2 separate regions of the Homo sapiens genome follow, and region 1 is linked to region 2. A link is a loop called in an ENCODE intact Hi-C map of the cell type or tissue named here. Cell type or tissue: sigmoid colon. All regions are shown on one strand. Each heading gives the region's core, and the rest is flanking DNA. Links, peaks and the distances in the headings are about the cores only. Region 1 has its middle 270 kb from the start of LINC01917. Region 2 has its middle 210 kb from the start of LINC01917.

Evidence for each region. Hi-C counts contacts between places; a loop is a spot of excess contacts. Peaks named below come from ENCODE experiments on the same cell type or tissue, not always from the same donor. Only the 100,000 strongest peaks of a DNase experiment are listed, where the experiment ranks them.
Region 1: a loop joins it to region 2, with 4 times the contacts of the local background. A loop is called at or near these places in 3 of 110 quality-filtered maps.

Annotation. Positions count from the first base shown.
Region 1 is chr18:53,853,365-53,856,284 of GRCh38, reverse strand. No RefSeq gene overlaps it. Among named protein-coding and RNA genes, the nearest start is that of LINC01917, 270 kb to the right of the region's middle. In sigmoid colon, for the core only: no CTCF peak of the experiment used is centred there; no DNase peak of the experiment used is centred there.
Region 2 is chr18:53,793,585-53,796,504 of GRCh38, reverse strand. No RefSeq gene overlaps it. Among named protein-coding and RNA genes, the nearest start is that of LINC01917, 210 kb to the right of the region's middle. In sigmoid colon, for the core only: no CTCF peak of the experiment used is centred there; no DNase peak of the experiment used is centred there; H3K27ac peaks cover 251 bases.

The sequences.
Region 1 (2,920 bases), core at 204-2,703, 60 kb before region 2:
TGCATAATTCTACATAAACATTCTTGTGTAGATATCTTGGTGAACTTTCATTAGTACTCCTAAGGATAAATTCCTTGAAGGAGAATTTCTGGGTTGAGCAGCATAATACATTTTAAATTTTGATGCACATTCCAAATTGCTTTATAAAATATTGCACCAATTTATACTCCCATCAATAATAGGACCTGCTCCTCATTGTTTTCACATATACTGTTACTATTTTGAAATCTGTGCTAATATGATAGGTAAAAGATGATAGCTCTTAATTTTAACTTACATTCATTTGGTTATTTAGTGAAGCTAGGTATTTTTTCATATTTGAATTGGCCAAATGCTTTTATGTTTTGGTGGATTACCTACTTATGTTTTTTAACCATGTTTTCTTTTTTATATGTTCCTTGTTAATGTGTAGGAAGTTTTATATATTGAAGCCCATTTTTTCTACCATTTATGTTGTTTTTCTACTGACTTTTTCTGTCATACATTGTGTTTTTCAAGCTTTGGAGTTTTATTTTACTTTTTTAATGCTGTTAAACCTATTAATCATTTCTATTACAATTTCTGGTATGGATGACGTGTTGCTTTTTCCCAGCCTAATGGTTTATAACGTACTTTTATTTTATTTTTGCATTTAAATATATAATTTGTATGGAATTTGATAGCTTTAAAATTTTTTTTTCTTATTCTTCAGTTTTTTATTCTAGGTGAAATAATTTGTTTTTCTTTTTTTTCCTTTTTCTCTCTAGTTGTTTGGAAGTTTTATATCTTTTTCTATCCTTCTACATTTATTTTGAAAAACCATTTTAATACATAGATAATTTTACAGTTTCTACACAATTCTCTCCAAAGAAGATGAAACCTTTAGCTTTGTTTTACTTCATTTCCCCCTGCTTTTTTCTTACACAACCTAACCCTATTCTTAAATTTCAGGTTTTGCTTAAATCATTTGGAATTTTAGGTTACTAGTTTTCTTACCACTGTTTTCTGATGGTTGTATCTCTCCTATTCTGGATGTTCATTTCTGTTTTTCTGGTTTATTTGTATTTTGGCTGGAGGTGTTCCCTGAGTAATTTTCCCCTGGAAACCAATTCTTAAATCGTTTCTGAGTACTTGATGATCCAAAATATCATTTGTATACTTTTGTATGGAGAAAAACAGTCTAAAGTCTTTGAGGTGAAAACTTCTTTCTCTGAAGGAAGAGGAGGGATTGCAAGACAGGTCTGTAGTGAGAGAATGTGGGAGAAGAGCGATGGTAGAAGAGGTGGCAGAGGCAAAAATGGACAATCATGTTTGGTATGGAGGCCCTTACAAGAGAGTTTGGGGTATTTTTTTGTATTCTCTTTGGCACTAGGAAGCCACTTACAGCAAGCAATATCAAAGCTACCATATTACCTTGGATTCCTTGATTATTTTGTGCTCTTCCACTCCAAACAGCCACCACCAGTATCTGTGGTTAGGGACTGTTCCACTCCTGAGTCTGCTTTGGTTTTCCATAAAACAGGAAGGATCTTGGAATGTTTGTTTCCCTGAAACAATCCTTAACCAATGGCTGACAGTGCAGGGGCATAAGTACCCCAGCTCCCATGTCTCTAGTGGGAGTGACTCTGAGGGACAACCAACACTGTCTCCAACTTCCTTGTGTGACTGAGCTAAAATTCCCATTCATGGGGCTTACTTGATAGTGTATCCCTGTTTAGTTTTGTGTTCTTCTCTGGTTCACTTTCCCACTCTCCCCAGATTTTCCTGCGAATACTTCCAAATAAATCAATTTCACATGAATTTTCATCACAGAGTCTCAGGAACATAACTCAACACCTGCTGGAAGGATTGATCTCCCTCTCTCTTTTCTTTCCTATAGTGGCTGTCTTCAGTAGCACTGCGTGAGATAACAATACTTACCTCATCTCTGACAAACTAAAAAGTTCATACTGTAGTAATTCCCCATAACCAAAAATTCTATCTTCACTGAAAACTAGAAATGCTGCCCTCATCCCTCCTTGACTGAGTTTTCTCAGAGCCGATATTTTACCATTGGGGTATAAATCTCAACAGAACTGACAGATACCAGGTTGTAGTGTCACTCTTCTACCCATTGTGTGCGCTCCATGGTGTAAGGGTTCCTTCCACAGAAGCCATGCTTAGGAGTTTAATGAGAAAGCTCTTCTAGTTCATGAATACAGGCCTTTTCTCCTGCTGTTTTCACATTCAGGCAAGAGAACGGGGTCTGGAAGGCTTTCAAACCTCAAAAACCATGACTTTGACTATTTTGTTGAATCTGGTTACTTGAGCCAGACTTCTTTCATAGTGGACTACCTTCAAGGTTTCAAATTCCCTCTTGGAATCTAGCCTCTGTTCATCCTCTCCTTGCCTCCAGTTGCTTGACTTATCTATATTTGACTAGTTCCTGTCTTTGGGCACTAAAAAGTATATCCATATGGCTAATAAATATTTGGGAAGGTTCCTAAATGTATTAGTCACTATGACACAAATCCACAATGAGATATCACTACATACCCAGAAAAATCTCAAAAGTTAAAAAATATTACACTAATTACAAGTGTTGGTAAGGTTTTAGAGTAACTAGAACTCTCATAAACTTCTGGCAGGAGTAAAAATTGATGCAGTCACTTGGAAAAACTGTTTAGTATTTTCTACTAAAACTGAACATACTCTCAATCTATGACCCCCCAAATTCAACCCTTATAGACCCAATAGCAATGCATGCGGCTTGGTACCAACAGCCATGCACTACATTTTTTGTCGTAGCCTTATCTGTGATAGCTAAAGCTTGGAAACAACCCATGTGCCCATCAACAGTATATTAAATAAACAATTTTTAACACTCGTATCATGAAGTGCCATTGCAATAAGTGAACTTCTGCTGAACACAACATGAATGATTGTCACGAGCGTGACAATA
Region 2 (2,920 bases), core at 138-2,637:
TGAGGATGGTGAGAAGTTCCCAAGGCTAAAATGATCACCTCTGTTTCATTTAATCAATTTGAAAATCATAACTTTTAAAATGTAAGTTCTAAAAATGTTGGAAGAAGGCTTTGTATTGTGAGATACAGCTCATTTAAAACTTTCCAGGCTCTTCTAGTTCACTAAAATTTTGTTCTTTTATCTGTGGTTACAACATGAGTCATAGGGTGACAAGAGGTGATGTAATTCTTGGGCAATGTAATAGGGCTTTGAGTCATTATTGAAGTTTTGGCCAGTATCATAATCCAAAAGGCCAGCCTTCCCACCCATGCCTGGCATGTTCACCTTCTGATTCTCATGTGATCACCCTCTGCTCATCATGTCTTCACATAATAGACATAACTATATTTTCCCTTGGATCCTGTGTGCAGCCTGAGTCCTTCTCAACCCAGAGCTCCAAGAAACCACTCCCAATTGATAAAGCTGGCTGGAAGATGACACTTATTAGCTATCCCAGATCTTGTGGTCTATGGACTTTTTGGGGCTGATAGTGGTGGAGGTGGTAGTGATGACAATTATAAGCACTTTCAAGTTTATAATCTGTTCTCACAGATACTGTTTCATTGAATGAAGCCATCCTTTAAATGAGGTATAAATGAAGAGCTGAAATTTCATTCATCTTTTGTGTGTGTGTGTGTGTGTGTGTGTGTGTGTGTGTCTGTGTCTGTGTCTGTGTATCAGTTTCATTTAGTTCTGCCCTTATCTTGCTTATTTCTTTTCTTCTGCTCTGTTTGAGTTTGATTTGTTCTTGTTTCTCTAGTTCCTTGAGGTGTGACTTTAGATTGTCTATTTGTGCTCTTTCAGACTTTTGATGTAGGCATTTAATCCTGTGAACTTTCCTCTTAGTATCACTCTTCCTGTATCTCAAAGGTTTTGATAGTTAGTGTCACTATTATGGTTTAGTTCAAAGTATTTTTTAATTTCCATCTTGATTTCATTGTTGACCCAATGATCATTTAGGAGCAGGTTATTTAATTTTCTTGGTTTAGAGGGTTCCTTTTGGAGTTGATTTCCAATTTTATTCCACTGTAGTCTGAGAGAGTACTTGATATAATTTTAGTTTTCTTTTCTTGTTTTGTGACCTATCATATGGTTTATCTTAGAGAGTGTTCCATATGCTGATGAATAGAATGTCTGTTTTGCAGTCATTGGGTAATGTTCTGTAAATATGTGTTACGTTTATTTTTTCTAGGGTATAATTTAAGTCCATTGTTTCTTTCTTGATTTCTGTCTTTATGACTCATCTAGTGCTGTCAGTGAAGTACTATATCCCCGACTACTACTGTGTTGCTGTCTATCTCATTTCATAGATCTAGTGATAATTTTTTAATAAATTTGGGAACTCAAGTGTTACGTGAATATATATTTAGAATTGTGATATTTTCTGTTGGAGTAGTCCTTTTATCGTTATATAATGTTCCTCTTTGACTTTTTAAACTGCTGTTGCTTTAACATTTGTTTTGCCTGATATAAGAATAGATTCTCATGCTGGGTGTGGTGGCAACTGCCTGTAATCCCAGCACTTTGGGAGGCCGAGGTGGGTGGATCACTTGAGGTCAGGAGTTTGAGACCAGCCTGGCCAATGTGGTGAAACCCTGTCTCTACTAAAAATACAAAAATTAGCTGGGTGTGGTGGCAGGCCCCTGTAATCCCAGCTACTTGGGAGGCTGAGGCAGGAGAATCACTTGAACCTAAGAGGCAGTGGTTGCAGTGAGCTGAGAATGTGCCACTGCACTCCAGCCTGGGTAACAGAGCAAGACTGTCTCAAAAGAAAACAAAACAAAAAAATACAAAATAGCTAATCCTGCTAGCTTTTGGTGTTTCTTTGCATGGATTGTCTTTTTCAATCCCTTTAAGTTTATGTGTGTCCTTATGTGTCAAGTGAATCTCTTAAAGACAGCAAATACTAGGTTGATGAGTTCTTATCCATTCTGTATCTTTTTAGTGGAGCATTTAGGCTACTTACATTCAACATTAGTATTAAGATGTGAAGTACTATTCTATTCATTGTGCTATTTGTTGCTATTTTTTGTCATTGTGTTATCATTTTATAGGTCCTGTGATATTTATGCTTTAATAGATTCTATTTTGGTGCATTTTGAGGATTTGTTTGAAGATTTAGAGCTCCTTTTAGCAGTTCTTGTAGTGCTGGTTTGGTAGTGGTAAATTCTGTCAGCATTTGTTTGTCTGAGAAAGACTATTTTTCCTTCATTTATAAAGCGTAGCTTCACTAGATACAAAATTCTTGACTGATAATTGTTTTGTTTAAGGAGGCTAAAAGTAGGGCCCCAATCCCTTCTAGCTTGTAGGGTGTCTGCCAAGAAATCTGCTGTTAATCTGATAGATTTTCCTTTGTATGTTACCTAACGCTTTTGCCTCACAGCTCTTACTATTGTATCCTGTCTAGACTTTAGATAACCTGATGACTATGTGCCTAGGCAATGATCTTTTTACAATGAATTCCCCAGGTATTCTTTGAGCTTCTTGTAGTTGAATGTCTAGATCTCTAACAAGGCTAGGGAGGTTTTCCTTGATTATCCCCTCAAATATGTTTTTCAAACTTTAGATTTCTCTTCTGTTTTGGGAACACTAATTATTCTCATGTTTGATTACTTAACATAATCCCAAACTTCCTGGAGGTTTTATTCATTTAAAAAAATTATTTTCTTTGTCTTTGTCAGATTGGGTTAATTCAAAAGCCTTGCCTTTGAGCTTTGAAGTTCTTTCTTCTGCTCATTTGATTCTATTGCTAAGACTTTCCAGTGCACTTTGTATTTCCCTAAGTGCGTCCTCGACTTCCAGGAGTTGTGATTTTTCTTTTCTTTTAATTTATGATATCTATTTCACTGGAGATTTTTCCATTCATATCCTGTATCTTTTT